2 separate regions of the Homo sapiens genome follow, and region 1 is linked to region 2. A link is a loop called in an ENCODE intact Hi-C map of the cell type or tissue named here. Cell type or tissue: CD4-positive, alpha-beta T cell. All regions are shown on one strand.

Region 1 (8,000 bases), 190 kb before region 2:
CACATACCATCTTTATCTGTTTCCAGGGAAACCAAGTTAAGAAGTTAACCAAAGGTCAGATTCTCATGCAAAAAGGAAAAGAGTTTTTGTTAACTCTTTGCCTGCACCATCCAAATAGTTATTTACTACATAGCCTGAAAAACCCATCCAATGTCCCTGTGAAGGATTCATTCTTACATCTCATATATGCCACAAATATGTCCCAGAGTGGAATAATACAGGCATGGCCATATTTGCCAGTCGGTGTCCTCCCTTCAACAACCAAGAGTCAAGCCCAGTGATCTTTCACCCTATGCCTGCCCTTCACATCAGCCCCTACCGACAGTCCCATTCTTCAGAACTCAAGTGTAGTTGACTCTCTCACACATACACTCACTTGTATAAATACCCAGGGATGTCAGTTTCCTTAGATCTGTATGATCTTAATAGATTATTAAATAGGTCCAGGAGCCACACCGGTAAGGATCTTTTGAGTTTTACCCTTCCTTACTGGGTTGTTTTGAGGGTAAAATGGAATAAAATGAGATCAGAGAGGTAAAAAGTTGAAAGGACCATGGTAAAAATCTATGGTAGCTTTACTGTTCGGAAAGAACGTGAGTGAATTCCAACACGGTTGGATGGGGTTTGATCTACTTAAGTGAGTAGCTCAGAGAAGTCGTGACTTCCCTGATTTAAATTATTAATGATAATAAACATCTTTAAGTAATTAGGGAAATTTTTGACCAGTGAGAACCACTAAACTCCCAAGTCATTCCACATTAATGAGGTGTTAGAGATTTCAATTAGCACACACTTGAATTAGTAAAAGGATTAAGTACTCCATTTATTCTTCTGCCTGGATGATAATAGTAGTTTCTGTTTATTAAATTCTTACTGTATACCAGGGACTGTGCAAAATGCTTTACTTACAGCCTCTTGATTAGTCACCAAGTATTATTGGCCTTACTTCTTAGCAAAAACCAAAGCTCAGAGAGATTACAACACTTGCCCACGGTCGCTCAGCTATACATAGTGGAGCCAAGAGTTTAGTCAGGTTTAGTGTTAGTCCAAATCCTATGTCCTGTGTTCAGTGATATCTTCATGGAGATGCTTTATAAACTATGCATTATTTCTATTAAGCCAATCTATAAACACACTGGGAACAGATTCCATGTTTCCTTTAAAAATTACTTTTACCTTCTTTGTCAAAAAAAGAAAAGGGACTTTATTGAAATGGAAAGAAAGTTAAATTTGGATGAAAATATATGTGAGACAAAGGGAAATCTTCATTTTATGTAAATTTCTCTACTTTATATTATTACCTATTCTAAAATGGAGTTGATAATACAAATGATTTTAAAAGGACACAAAGTACAAAGAGGAGTAAAGAAAAATAGAGCATAGTATGCCAGTTCTGAAGTCACCACCCTGCAGCTCATCTTGTCCAAGTCCTTTTAAAGGAAATAGTAATTACAACTCATTATCTACCTTGAAGACCTGCTAAGTAACATGAGAACAGGTTCCAAATCAATAGAATTCTATTTGAGATATTAGAAGCATCACTGGTTCATTATAGTGGAAAGTTTAATAGCTCTTCCAAAAAATTTTCAGCTACATGTTTTGTCTGCTTATAATGTACTTGAACACATATTCCTGCCAAGAAGAAAAATTAAACTAAATTCTTCCACTATGGCTAGCACTTTTCTACTTTGTTCTGATTAATTCATAGATCTGTGCAACGAAAGAATTTGCAATTGGCAAGCAAAATTCTAAATTAGGCAGTTTAATTGTCAAGTAAATTTTAAAACTTGCATGAAGGATGGAAAAAATATAGAAATGTCGACATGTTGGCATTTGGAAACCATAAATGGGTATTTTCTTGTAGGTCATGCCAATCTAAGAGAAGGAAAAAAAAAGAAAGACTTTGGTTCTGTCAGATAGAATAACAGTTTCTTTAGGAAACTTTAAAAATCTATTTCATCATATATTCTTCCAATGAAGGTAAATTTAATGAAATTTTATACTTTATTTCCTTGAACTCCTCTTAAGACATTTTCTTAGAAAATAGCCACATAAATTTAATTACCTATATGTGTTAAAAATTTTAATTTAAAATCATTTTCTTTCTGCCTAAATTACAGTGCAAAAAATTAGTTGTATAAAAAAATTCAGAGTGGATTTTATTGGCATGATTTCATCCTCCTAAACTTTATTTATTTGGGACATCAAATAAACATTGGGAATGAACATTTATGGATTTACTTTGTTTTCTTTGATCATGTAATTTTATACTACATTTTGATTCTTATAAATTCTTATTTCTTGATCCAGATTTCATTGTTTTCCATTAACTTGCTCACCTATTAAATTAAGTTAGAATAATGTTAACTGCAGTGTATGGGGGTGTCAGCAACCTTTTAAAAGTGGTGCACCTTTTTATGACACCTGATCTGAAGTGCTGAGGTAACTAGAGTGGGTACTGGCTGTCCAAACAGAGCATGGAGGATGGAGATAGCACAGAGTGGGTATGAACCCTAAAACGTCTTGGCTTCTCAAACTACCCCACCTACCACCTCCATATTTTCTACTGTAGTCTAGAAGGATTAGACTCATTCCTCATTCATAACTTAACAAGACTTGTTTTTTGTTGTTTTTTCTTTCTCTCTCTCTTTTTTCTTTTTTTTTTTTTTTTTTTTTTTTGAGGCAGAGTCTTGCCTGTCGCCCAGGCTGGAGTGCAGTGGCATGATCTTGGCTCACTGCAACCTCCGCCTCCTGGGTTCAAACGATTCTCCTGCCTCAGACTCCCGAGTAGCTGGGATTACAGGTGCCCACCACCACCATGCCCAGCTAATTTTTGTATTTTTAGTAGAGACAGGGTTTCACCATCTTGGCCAGGCTGGTCTCGAGCTCGTGACTTCGTGATCTACCTGCCTCGGCCTTTCAACGTGCTGGGATTACAGGCATGAGCCACCGCGCCCGGCCAACAAGCCTAGTTTTAACTACATTTTTTTTCTAATACTTGATGGAGATTATCAGAAGGGGTGAAAAGAAGAAAGAGGTAATCAGTCTCTTTTGGATGCTTACTACATGCCAAGAGATGGACAAGGCATTTTATTTAAGTTTTCTGTATATAAATTTCCAATGAATCCTCAAAGCATACCTGTAAAGTAAATTTTATTAACCCCACTTAAAGAAGAGGATACTGAAGCTTAGAGAATTCAGTAATTTGCCCAAGGTTTTTTATTATAAAATGACAGAACAAGGATTTGAGATAAAACTGCTTGGAGTTTGGGTTGGGAGGTGAGTTAGTTGAGCAACAAGAAAGTGAAAGGAAATTTAGAATAGGGGCATTTGAAGGGAAAGCACTCATTTATTCATTGAACAACTATTTAATTAGCTATTAAGTGCCAGCCCTATGCCAGGCACTAGGGGAAGCAGGAGTAAACAACATCTATGTGGACACTATACTCCTGTCAGTTGGAAACTGAGTGGCCAGGAACAACACAAGCAAACTTAGACATGTAAAAAGAAGATAGAAGGTACCAAAGGCAAAATTTTGTTTCTGTCTATTTATTGATAGCCTCAACTTAAAAATACAGTCTTCTCATTGTAAGGTCCTGATCTAGTCTTGGGCTAAGCTCTTACTCAAGAGTCAATTCTAACAAACTTATTGTTGGAAAGTAGGGACTATGATTCTGCCAACTAAACATTTTGAGAGAGCTTTAGTGTAGGCCTCTGAAGGAAAGCCTCTGTCAACTTCCTGGGTGATCTGGAGGGCACAGGTTTTGGAGGTGATACCTAGATTCCATTTCTCCACCATATCTTTTCCTAAACAGACTCTGACACTTAGAAGATACTTTACAAATAATTTGGGGAGGAAGGAAGGGAGAGAGAGAAGGAGAGAGGGTGGAAAGAGAAGGAAAGGAAGGAAAAAATCTTCCTGGGCCTTTGCTCTGTTTCTACCTGTCCTCCTCAGGGCCTTCTGATGTAAGCAGAGTTCACCTGTTCAAATCCAGGGGCTAGAATTGTCCTGTGTATTCAGAATGTCCCAAGTTGCTCAGAGCTGCTATCATCTAAGTCTATTTGGTATAGGTATTACCTTTAATTTGAAGGTAACTCGTATCTTACAGTATCTGAGGTAAAAAGAAAAGCATTAGTCTGACAGAGGTAGTCTACCATTCATAGTTTTGAAACTAGAACATTTTGCTGACAAAGAGAAATGTATTTTTAAGCCTGAGTTCTTAAAAGAAAAAAAAAACCAACAACAAAAAAAACCCTTCCATCCTAGTCCTTTAGCTGGGCTATTTCTGCCAGCTCCCCGGCTATGAACACAACACATTCTTGCAATTCATCACGTCTCTTGGCTCGAGCCTGCCTTTAAAATGGTTGGCGGCATATGCTTCTCATTAGCTCTGCTTCTACCTCACCTGCGCTGGTCAGAATCCTCCCTCCTGCCCCCTGCCTGCTCCCCTCTCTCCTCCTCCCCCAACTCAGACGCATACTCCTGCCAGTTTCTCTTACCAAGCAGCGCTGCCTGCTGGCATGGCAGGAGGCAAGTGAAGGAGAAGGAGAAAGAAATCGTTCACTTCTTTCAAAAGTAAATTCTGTGGGTTAGCAGCCTTTCGTTCAGAAATAAGACCTAACAAAACAGAAGGCCAAGGGCAAAACCAAAAACAATAACAGGAATGGGGGAAAAAAAAAAAAAAAACAGAAGTGTGCTGACTGGGAGAAAAATAAAGAGGGGCAGCAAAAGGTTACGAGGGAAAAAAAATCCCATTATTACATCACTTTGGCAATCAAATGTTTCCTGAGGTCACCAGTTTGTCTCGATTTATCTTCTAGGCTCTACAAGGAAGTTTCATCCACTTGGAGGGTATTCTCTGTTTAACTCAGTTATCTGAGTGACAAAATATTCCTTTTATTTGGTGAATTGTTTTCTCTGTGACCTGTTCTTAAATTAAGAATTAAATTGAACCAAAGAATTTTGGTTCAGCCCAAACGTTACTTTCTATACACACCAATTTTTCTTTCTGATTGTTGTTTTGTTTTGTTGAAACTGGTTTTGAATGGCAAGAAAGGACTATTGAAGGGGTAAAGGACTTAATCTTTGATGGCATTAGGAGAGAATCATAGACATCTGAGGTTTGGGGAGATCTCAGACATTCCCAAATCTGTAACATTAATCTCACAGATGAGGAAACTGAGGCTGAGAGGTGAACTCCCCTCTGCCACACAAAAAGGAAGTGGCAGGACTAGGGTTCACCCAGGTCTTCTTAGCCTCAGTTCTTTTCTGATTCCGTAATATGCAGGCACCATACTCTCTCACAGCAGATAAAGAATGGCTTTTTGTTCTAGCTCCAACAGTTAATATAGAACTTGATGAACAAAAATGACTTTGCTCAGTACGGGTGACCAGGGACATCCATATGACCTAAATCACCAGATACAGGAAAACCTTTGAGCAAATTAGAAAAAGGCTGCTCTTCCTTAGGGCCTATCCACCACCACCACCCCCATCTCCACCCACCCACCCTGGGTGCAAGGCTTGGTGAAGTGCAGGATGGATATATTTCAGTCTTAACTTGCTTTTTCAACCAAGTGCTCTTGTGTAGGCAAAACCTCCATGAGTGTATCTGCAGTGGTCCTGTCCTAAGAGTGTGCATGATCAAGAGACTCACACTAAGTGCAGGCATATCCTGATTCACGAAAGTCATCCTGATACTTTTATCTGGAACAAGAGCCCTTTCATTACAATGGATGAAGACAAAAATACCTCATCTTCAAGGAGTTGAATGACTTAGTTTTTCGTCAACAACTTTCATTTCCAAATAGGTGAGACAGATTCATCTCTGAACAAAATTGTACAGTCAGAAAAACTTGCCAATGGACCTCTTTTTCTCTTGATTCACTTCAGCAGCTAATGCTTGTATATCATCCCAGCTACCTGCATGGTTGCTCTTTCCTGGCTTGCAGTCACAATCCTTTCTAAGATGTTAGCTGATCATGGCCTCATGCATTCATTCCAAATATAATTATTGAGCACTCCCTCTATGCCAAGATTAAGGTTTCTCCTAGGGTATTTGTGTTTTAATAGGAATTCTTAAGCCTAGCACAATGCCTGGGACATAATATATACTCAATAACCATATGAAAGGAGAGGAAGGGAGAGAATGGGGGGAATTTTATACCCAAAGAATGGTTGAATTTGTGCAGTAGGCAGGGAAGGGAAAAACTGGGAGCAGAGAACCTTTACCACCACCCTACATGTCATGACAAATAGGTTGTGTGTGTTCTGTCCTATATTCTACAAAATACTTAAGGCATCCATGCAACCATGTGAAAAACTGCTGCTGGCACCTAGAGTCCACCACCAAAACCCTTCCAGGCACGCCTCCCTCTTGCCCAGCCAGATACCCCAGCACTTCTGAGACCCAAGAATTTTCGGGCCCTGTTCTTGTTCCACAGCTTGGTTCCCATTGTTTATCCAGTCCCTTGGTTAGCAACACAGTCTTGGATTCCTACCTTAGCTTGTAACCTTCATACAAGGTGTGATTTCCAGGATTTCCCTCTGGCTTTGTGTACTCCACACCTGCCTTTGTCTCCATGGGCCATAGGCCCTGGGCCATTACTCACCTGATTGACATAGATGATTACCTTCATCTACTTATTTTAAGTCCATTATGGAAGTTACTACCAGAGTTACCACCAGCACTTAGGGAACCCTTTCTTTGAATGCCTCTGTTGGAAGGCATTCTTATTTTCTTCTTAGTAGGATAGTTACTGTGTGTTTTTCTAATCCTTTCAACTGAAAGTTCCTAGAAAGAAAACACTGCCCCATAGTCACCTCTGTGGCACCATTATTGCTTAGTGCAGTGCTTCATGCAGAATAATTGCCTGCCCAAAAAATATTTTGTTATAGTTGAATTATTCAACCAGACATTCTATCATCCATTTAGTTTTTGTTGTTGTTTTAACCAGAGGAAATGAACAGGGATTTCTCATCGATTCTGGTCTTCCTCTGATGGGAAAATTTTTATATTAAATGCAAATTACTTTACCATCTGTGTGCAGCATAAGTTCCAGAATCCTTTCCCTTTATATGGGGAGACCAGGTTTCCACCAGTGACCATTAAAGTATATTTGGCAGCCCTTGTAGCTCTTTCTCTGTAGCCCAGATGGCAGAGTTTTTTTCTCATTTCCATTTGAGAACTTTTATAAGGCTTCTTTATGTTGTTCCTTCTTTTGAAGTACTTTTCTGTTCCTGGACAGGGGGATTGGACCTTCTGCCTGGACCTCCCTGTCTGTACTCTCTAGTCATAGTGCTGATTCTGGGACAGGAAGCAAATTTTGCTAGTTAGAACCCAAATCCATTAGCTAATGTGTCTGATCTTTTGTGTTCCTGTTTGTAAAATGATATCAGTATTAGCTGTTGGTCCTTCCTTCCGTTGATATAAAAGTAAAGTAATAATTTAGCTGATCTAAGATAAAGATGGTGTTCTTTGTGTGTTCCCTGGAGAACCCAGTACTAAATTAAAGGTGGTACCCAGACAAGAGAATGTTAAGGATTCGCCGGGTGGTGGCTCATGCCTGTAATCCCAGCACTTTGGGAGGCTAAGGCGGGAAGATCACTTGAGGCCAGGAGTTTGAGATCAGCCTGGCCAACATGGTGAAACCCCATCTCTACTAAAAATACAAAAAATTAGCCGGGTGTGGTGGTACATGCCTGTAGTCCTAGCTACTCAGGAGGCTGAAGCAGGAGAATTGCTTGAACCCAGAAGTTGGAGGACGCAGTGAGCAGAGGTGGCACCACTGCACTCCAGCCTGGGTGACAGAGCTAGACTCCGTCGCAAAAAAAAAAAAAAAAAAGAACGTTAACGATTGGTTGGTAACAAGCATCATCTTAACAAGGACTTCATTGAGCTTTGTGACATTAGGTAAATAAGGAAGATGGAGAAAAGGCTTCATGGGGAACAGGCCTGGCTTAAAGACGAAAAGGTAGGATGGGAGCCAATGGTGAAGGA
Region 2 (8,000 bases):
AGTAGCTGGGACTACAGGCGCCCACCACCACGCCCAGCTAATTTTTTTTTGTATTTTTAGTAGAGATGGGGTTTCACCATGTTAGCCAGGATGGTCCCAATCTCCTGACCTCGTGATCTGCCCATCTCGGCCTCTCAAAGTGCTGGGATTACAGGCGTGAGCCACCGTGCCCGGCCAGTTTTTCTACTTCTAAAACAATAGTGTGGAAAAGTTGATATTGTAGACTTTTCTTATGTTCTTATTTACTGGCATTCTTTAAATGCGTTGATACTTGAATGAAACATAGATTGTTACATTTTTACCATTAAGTCATAGGTATTTAATTCTACGTACCACTTCTCCAGGTCACTGTTATTAAGGCCTAATTAACTAACACCCATGCACATTGAGATTCTACATCACATTGTTCCTTTCTTTTTATTCTGCCAGTGCCAAAAGAAACAGCATGTGTATAATTCAAGATACTTTGTTATGCTAATCTTAGAAGTTTTGTGACTCTGGTATTAAAGCTAATGACTTAGTAATTATTTTTGTAGTTTTCTTTTTTTTTGAGACAAGAGTCTGGCTCTGTTGCTTAGGCTGGAGTGCAGTGGCGTGATCTTGGCTTACTGCAGCCTCTGCCTCCCGGGTTCAAGTGATTCTCCTACCTCAGCCTCCTCAGTAGCTGGGATTACAGGCATATGCCACCATGCCTGGCTAATTTTTGTATTTTTGGTAGAGATGGGTTTCACCACATTGGCCAGGTTGGTGTTGAACTCCTGGCCTCAAGTGATCTGCCCGCCTTGGCCTCCCAAAGTGTTGAGATTACAGGTGTGAGCCACTGTGCCTGGCCTGTGGTTTTCCATTATAGTCAGAAGGGCTCTGTGAGTGTAATCGCTGGCAACCATGTGTCAAGCACACTGTTTCCTGATCACTTTTCTGTAGTTTAAGAGTAAGTAGTGCATAGAATATAAGACGATGTGAAAGAAGATAATTTTGAATCTTAATCATTTTAAATATAATTTCTTTCCATGGAACAGGATCGTTATCAATAAACAAAAATATTTGTAGGGCCCCTGACATGGTACTTTCAGAGAACTCTGTGGTTAACAGAATGATTCTGAGTATCTCACCTAGTTATAAAGATATTTACTGAGGGAAAACAAGATATCAGCTTAGGTTCCCGCACATGTTTATTTTAAAAGATAGTAAAGCCAGCATTCTAGTTTTGGATCATATACTGTCTTACTTATGTATTGTGGGTACACTGTAGTGGAGAGGCTTTGTGTGTGGTTCTACAAAATGAGGCATAATAAAGCTATTTTGAATTCTGCCTAGGTAAAAACATTTAAATAAAATGATCAGTCTTAAAATTATTCTTTTCTTATAAATTTTTTTTAAAAAATTTTTTGTAGAGACAAGGTCTCACTATGTTGCCCAGGCTGGCCTTGAACTTGTAACAATTCATGTTTCATTCAAGTATCAATCAATGCATTTAAAGAATGTCGGTAGATAAGAACATAGGAAAAGTCTACAATACCAATTTTTCCCCACCACTGTTTTAGAAGTAGAACACCTCAAGTGTCCCTCTTGCTTTGTCCACCCAAAGTGTTGGAATAACAGGCATGAGCCACTGTGCCTGGCCCTTGAAATTATCTTAATCCCCAGTTTTTTTCTAAGTGCTGTTAAGATACCAGTAAACCGGAACATGAATAACTGCATTCAGTCTGAGCATAGAAAACTGCTTAGGGACAAATGGAAGGGAAACTTGGTCTTTAGACCTTACTGTAGAGCCTGGATAATATAAACTAAACTATTCAGAGTTATGTGTCAGTAGATGGTGGAAGAATGTGGTTATGGAGTGAAGGAAGGAACACTTTCAGGCAGGGTTTAGTTCTATCAAGTCTACTAGTAGCAGGGGACTTAGGAAGAGAAGGTCCAATGCAAATGAACCCTGGGAAGGGATAGTTAGTAGGAAAATAATCACCAGATATAATGAACTGAAGACACGTATGAAATGTAACAACTACTAATCAGGTTTTATAAATAAAGAAATTTATGACAGAAAATGGGCTTTCACAGGGAAAGCACATATGCTGATAGTTTGTATCAGTCATGATATTAATCTTCAGATGTAATATCGTTAATCTCCAGTGGTTACATCAAATACTACCTCTTTCACTGGCCTATTTTGAGTCCATAAGCATAGGTAAATTTCCTGCCCTCTGAATTCTGCTTCATAGTAGAGTACCTTGTGTTTCTTTCAGTTTTTCCCAATAAACCATTATAATTTCCCTGTCTCCAGGAGCTGATGTCTGATTTATTTTTGTATCCCACATTCACAGATCTTAACATTTTACAAGATAGTTCCAAGTAACCTTATTTATTCATTTAAGTAAGTAGTGAACAATTATTAACTTGGTTCCTAAATCTTTTCTAGGATATTAGGAATTTACGATTTGCTCATAAACCTGAGGGGCGGACAAGAAGATCCATATTTGAGAATCTAATGAAATATGCATTTCCTGTCTCTAATAACCTGGTAAAATGTTTCCTGTCTTTGGAAAATTTGTGCTATAATTATTGATGTCGTATAAAGAAACTTGTCTAGGCTGTCTAGAATCTCTACATTTACATCCCTGCTTTGACATTTAACCAGATGTATAGTGTAAGTGTAACTTAGTCTCTTAGATCAATTTCTTTAGGTATGAAATAAAGGAAGCTGGACTAGCTGATTTCTGAGGTCCATTCCAGCACTAACATTTTATGATTATATGATCTTGCTATTCAGGGTGTTTCCATGATGAAAAGTTACCTGTTGTCTTCATTAGGATTTGTAATCTCCTTTTTAATTGGGAGCCAGTTAACACTAGCAATTTGGGAGGGAGGTAAGGGTAGGCAAACCCTGAGTTCCCACTATGTGCTTTAGACAGTGTTAGACTCCCACGTTTATATCATTTCACTTCTATGTAGCCTATGGTGGTAGATATTATTTATCCCTGTTTAGCGATGAAAGCAACATCAGGTAAGCAGTTAACTCAAGGGCACAGTTAGTAGGAGTACCATTTGGAATCAACGTTGGTCTTATGACTCCAGTTCAAATTTTTTTCACATCATAGTTGTGTTTAAATGTAATGTCTTTATTTGAAAGTAAACCTACAAAGGCTACCAAGGATAATCTGAAAGAAATACAATGATATGTTGGTATTTGATAAGTTTTGTTGGCAAGTGTCTTTGCTTTTTTGTATGCTTAAAAATATGTAAAAAAATAGATTTTCAAAATGATAAAACAAAAACTATAATACAAAAAAGGATGCTAATACATAAAATGTTCTTGCAGATAAATAAATGAAAACTTTGGATATATGGATACATTTCTGATTCATTACCTTTGTGAATATCTTTTTTAGCTCTTACCATTGTTTACTTTTTTGTAGCCTCTTTTTGCTTTTGAATACAAAGAAGTATTCCCTGAAAATGGGTGGAAGCTATATGACCCTCTTTTAGAGTATAGAAGGCAGGTATGTACTTTCTTCTCTTTCAATTTTAGTATTTTGTATTCTTTTCATTCCAAAGAAAACTGGGTGGAACCATGTACGAAAACCAGCATATCTCATACCACAGTAATTCACCACATTAAGAGATTAAAGCAGAATTCAATCTTGAAATCTGTTTTAGTATATCATTCTTCCTATTCTTCCTTCAGTATACCACTTCCCAAAGAGTCCCTATACTGCATTACTTAAGCCCCACCTAAAATAGTCTTTTCTTTATTTTTAACTTTCCTCCTGTCCACTATGCTTTCTTGAGAATTTAAGACATATTGATTATTTCTTGGTAATCATTAGATTTGTTATCTAGAGTATTCTAGAATTCAAATATGAAAATTCTTGAGCTTTTACTTTTGTATTTAAATTTCAAACGTAGCATTTTAATTATAACATTTCTAATTTATTGTGGTTTTGTTTCACAAAGCCAGGTAGAGGTAAAGAACCACCACCAGAGAGCTAAAGATATCTAAATGACTTGAAGTGGGGTTTGTTACCACACTTACATGTGGAAAGTGAAGTTGAAATTTCCTCATTCAGTTATAAAGTTATTTGGCAAAATATGAAATAGAATACAAAATAAGTGGGAATCAACTAAAAGCCAAGAGTATACAAGAAACAGGAGATTCATGCTAACTCAAAAATCCAGTGTCAGAAGAAGATGACTAAGCAACCAAAAAGTCTAGCAGGTGTCTTTAGAAATTATAAAAATGAGGACTACTCTTTGAGAATCTGGGAAGAAATTGCTGTCCCAGGAGCATTCAGTGTAGAACTTTGGAAAGCAGGTGTCTAAAGAAAAGAGGTAAATTATTACTGAAAAAAAATAAGTTGAAGTGTAAATGAACAACTATACCCATACAGAAAGAGAATTAAGAGATTAGGAATTGTGGCAGTAAGAATAGAGCATTAGCTTCTACATAAAATGGTATGGATGCTTTATGGTCTTTGACTTACTAGATGAATTTGTTGGCTTTTTTTTTTTTGGCAGCATGAGAAACTGTCTCTGAGTCAACTAAAAGGTCTAATGGAGAGGACACTGTATTTGTAGTTAGAAGCTGTAGTTTTAAGATTTTTTTCTTGGATATATTTTAAGTTTATTACAGAAGAAAATGAAGATGATCTCTTAAAATTAAGGACTAATGATAAAGCATCAGATTATTCACTTCCCCCCCTTTAAATAAAAAAAAAAAAGGAAGTGGTAATACTTGCATTCTGTACAAAATTCAAAAGGTCCAGCAGGGTATACTGAAAGGTAGGTTTTCCTTGCAGGACAACCTGTGTCCCCCTAGCCATTCCAGTTCCCCTCCCTTTAGGAAATGATATTATTGGTTTCCTGAGTATTTTTTTCAAAGGTTTCATGCCTACAAAGCTTGTGTATATATGTGTGGGTATTGTTTTTTTAAGCATATGGTAGCATGCCATGCACACTCTTCTGTGCTTTTCTTTCTTCATTAATATATTTTGGAGATGGTACCATCTTCAAACATATAGACCTTTCTTTTTTTTAAATTGAGATGTAACTCACATACCATAAAATTTACTGTTTTAAAGTATACAGTCCACTGCTTTTTAACATATTCACGAAATTGTGCAATTACCACCACACTCTAATTCTAGCACATTTAGAAAACTTAGTTTTGAATTTTAGCTCTAGTTCTTACTCTCACACTCAGATGTAGGCTCTTGAATGAATCATTTATGGCACAGTGCCTTCATTTTTTACTTGGTGATAGATACCACGTTATGGGATGTTTGAAGGATTAGTGACATATAGAAAGGCACTTTGTAAACTGTAAAAATCTATCCAAATGATGATTATTATATTTATTACATTGTGAGGCTCTGAAAAACAGATATCATGACTGGCTTTATCATGTGCTGCCACTAAAAAAATGAAAGCTACATTCATTCAACAGATCTACACTTAATAGTCTTAAAAGAAATTAGACTATATCTCTTCAAAAATGGGCAAAGGCTGGGCGCAGTGGCTCACACCTGTAATCCCAGCACTTTGGGAGGCCGAGGCAGGCAGGTCGCTTGAGCCCAGGAGTTTGAGACCAGCGTGGGCAACATAGTGAAACACCATCTATACAAAAAAATAAAAATTAGCCAGGTGTGGCATGCACCTGTAGTCCCAGCTACTTGGGAGGCTGAGGTGGGAAGACCACCTGAGCCTGGGAGATCAAGGCTGTGGTGAGCTGTGAATGTGCCACTGCACTCAAGCTTGGGCAATAGTGAGATGCCATGTCTCAAAAAATAAGTAAATAAATAAAAATGGACAAAGTTATTAATAACCATTTAGGTTTGTCATATAGGAGAATGTTTCTTTAATTTACTCTTGAAGGACATATACAGTATGTAGTGATTATAGACAGGACTATGGAGTTTGTGGATAAGGCCAAGAAAAATCAAGTCATCTGGGCACAGTGGCTCACACCTGTAATCCCAGCACTTTGGGAGGCCAAGGTGGGAGGATTGCTCGAGCCCAGGAGTTCAAGACAAGCCTGGGCAACATGGTGAAACCCTGTCTCTACCAAAAATACAAAAATTAGCCAGGTGTGGTGACACATGCTTGTAGTCACAGCTATCCAGGGGGGTTGAGGCAGGAGGATTGATGGAGCCCTGGAGCTCGAGGCTGCAGTGAGCCCTGAGCATGCCACTGCACTCCAGCCTGGATGACAGAGTGAGACCCTGTCTCAAAAAAAACAAAAAGGAAAAATATCAAGTCATGGGTAAAAATCTGTATAAAGATAATGAGCAGTCCAGTACAGTGGTTCACACCTGTGACCCCAGCACTTTGAGAAGCCAAGGTGGGAGGATTGCTTGAGCTCAGGAGTTCGACACCAGCCTGGGCAACATAGTGAAACCCTATCTCTACAAAAAATACAAAAATTAGCCAGGCATGGTGGTGCATGCCTGAAGTCCTAGCTACTCTGGAGGCGGATGTGGGAGGATTGCTTGAGCCCTGGAGGTTGAGGCTGCAGTGAGCTGTGATTGTACCACTGCAGTCCAGCCTGGTGAAGAGTGCAGAGACCTTATCTCATGAAACGAACAAAAAAGATAACGAGCACGGTCTTCTGCAGAAATACCCAACATAAGTTACATGCATTACTTAACAAACTTGGAAAACAGTTACTTCAGTCAAGGGAAAGAGAACTTATCCTTAGAACTGGAATGTAAGTAACTAAGAAAGCCATGGTCCTTTCAGTTTGTTTGTATAATAAACTTGACCCTGACAAGTGGATACTGAAGGGCAGTGATTTTGCTTGGAGAGTAGATATATACCAAAGATCAATAATTGTCAGTATATTTTTAGTAGTCTACAAAGAGAGTGTCTGAGGGCTAGCCAATTCCAGTTTTCTGCTTGAAAGGCAGTTTTTAGTGAAGATAGGTGTGTCGGCTTATCTAAGAATGAGGAGGACAATAGCCATGAAGGTAATCTAAGTCATTGGTTCTCATTCCTACCCCACCCTGCTACTTACGTGAATAATGTGACATTCCCCATGAGAACAGTGGTTCTCCTGGTAGTGTTTTTACAAGGATATGGGAAGTGGGGTGGGAGAGAGACAGGAGTACCTTTCTGGGTTGGGGGATGGTACATTAGGCCCTCTGATGTATACTTCTCAAGTGATCTGACCTTTAGCTCTGACTCCATGTTTTCTAAGAAAACTTCAGAAACTAATTTTGCTTCATATGGAAACTTCCTGTGGTTCACTGATTTATTCATTCATGCATTTATCAAATTCATATAATACCTTCTAAATACTAGTGGCTAAAATATGAAACAAAATGATAAAGTCCAGGTTCCCAAAGAGTTTGTGTTCAGTGGAGCATTCAAACAAATAGATTAACAATTACAATATAATGTAATGAATAGTCTGATAGAGCAAGTACTGTAGGGAGAGAACATGAGGCCATCTGGGAGCTGAAAGACGTTTGATATAGACTAGACCAGAGCATACAGTGGCAAGGGAGAGATCTGGAGAAAGCAGGATTGTAGAGGGCTTTGCTAAGTCTGGTAAAGGACTTCATATTTTATATGAAAAGCAATAGGTAGCCATTGATTTTAAGCAGAGGAATGACATAATCCCTTTTGCATCTTAAAAGATTACTGTGGAGGCAGTGTAGAGAATGGATTATAGAGGGACAGGAGAGAAGTGATAATGGCCTGAATTAGGGAAGTGGTGGTAAGAATTGAAAAAAGTGAGCAAACTTCTGGTATTTCTGGAGGAAAAATCATAGAAATTGGTCACTGACTGGATGTAAGGGATAAGGGAGGGGGAGGAGTTAAAGATGATAACCAGGTTTCTTGGTTGAATACCATCTCTTTAAACTTGCCAATTCACTGTACTTTTTAGTACAGCATGTGAAAAAAATATATAAGTATATATATGATATATACATATATAAAAAATATGAAATATATATTTTTCACGTGCTATAATAAAAAGTACAGTGAACTGTGTATATATA

The links. A loop is a pair of places that touch in the nucleus more often than their neighbours do. Peaks named below come from ENCODE experiments on the same cell type or tissue, not always from the same donor. Only the 100,000 strongest peaks of a DNase experiment are listed, where the experiment ranks them.
Region 1: it touches region 2 in a loop (2.6-fold over the local background); 15 of 110 quality-filtered maps call a loop at or near these places.

Annotation. Positions count from the first base shown.
Region 1 is chr11:96,042,590-96,050,589 of GRCh38, reverse strand. The region is part of intron 2 of MAML2 (mastermind like transcriptional coactivator 2); the gene reads left to right. Among named protein-coding and RNA genes, the nearest start is that of MTMR2, 120 kb to the right of the region's middle. In CD4-positive, alpha-beta T cell, no CTCF peak of the experiment used is centred here; no DNase peak of the experiment used is centred here.
Region 2 is chr11:95,853,052-95,861,051 of GRCh38, reverse strand. It overlaps MTMR2 (myotubularin related protein 2), which reads left to right. Exons shown (of 15, transcript NM_016156.6): 6 at 2,420-2,521; 7 at 3,417-3,500. Among named protein-coding and RNA genes, the nearest start is that of CEP57, 67 kb to the right of the region's middle. In CD4-positive, alpha-beta T cell, no CTCF peak of the experiment used is centred here; no DNase peak of the experiment used is centred here.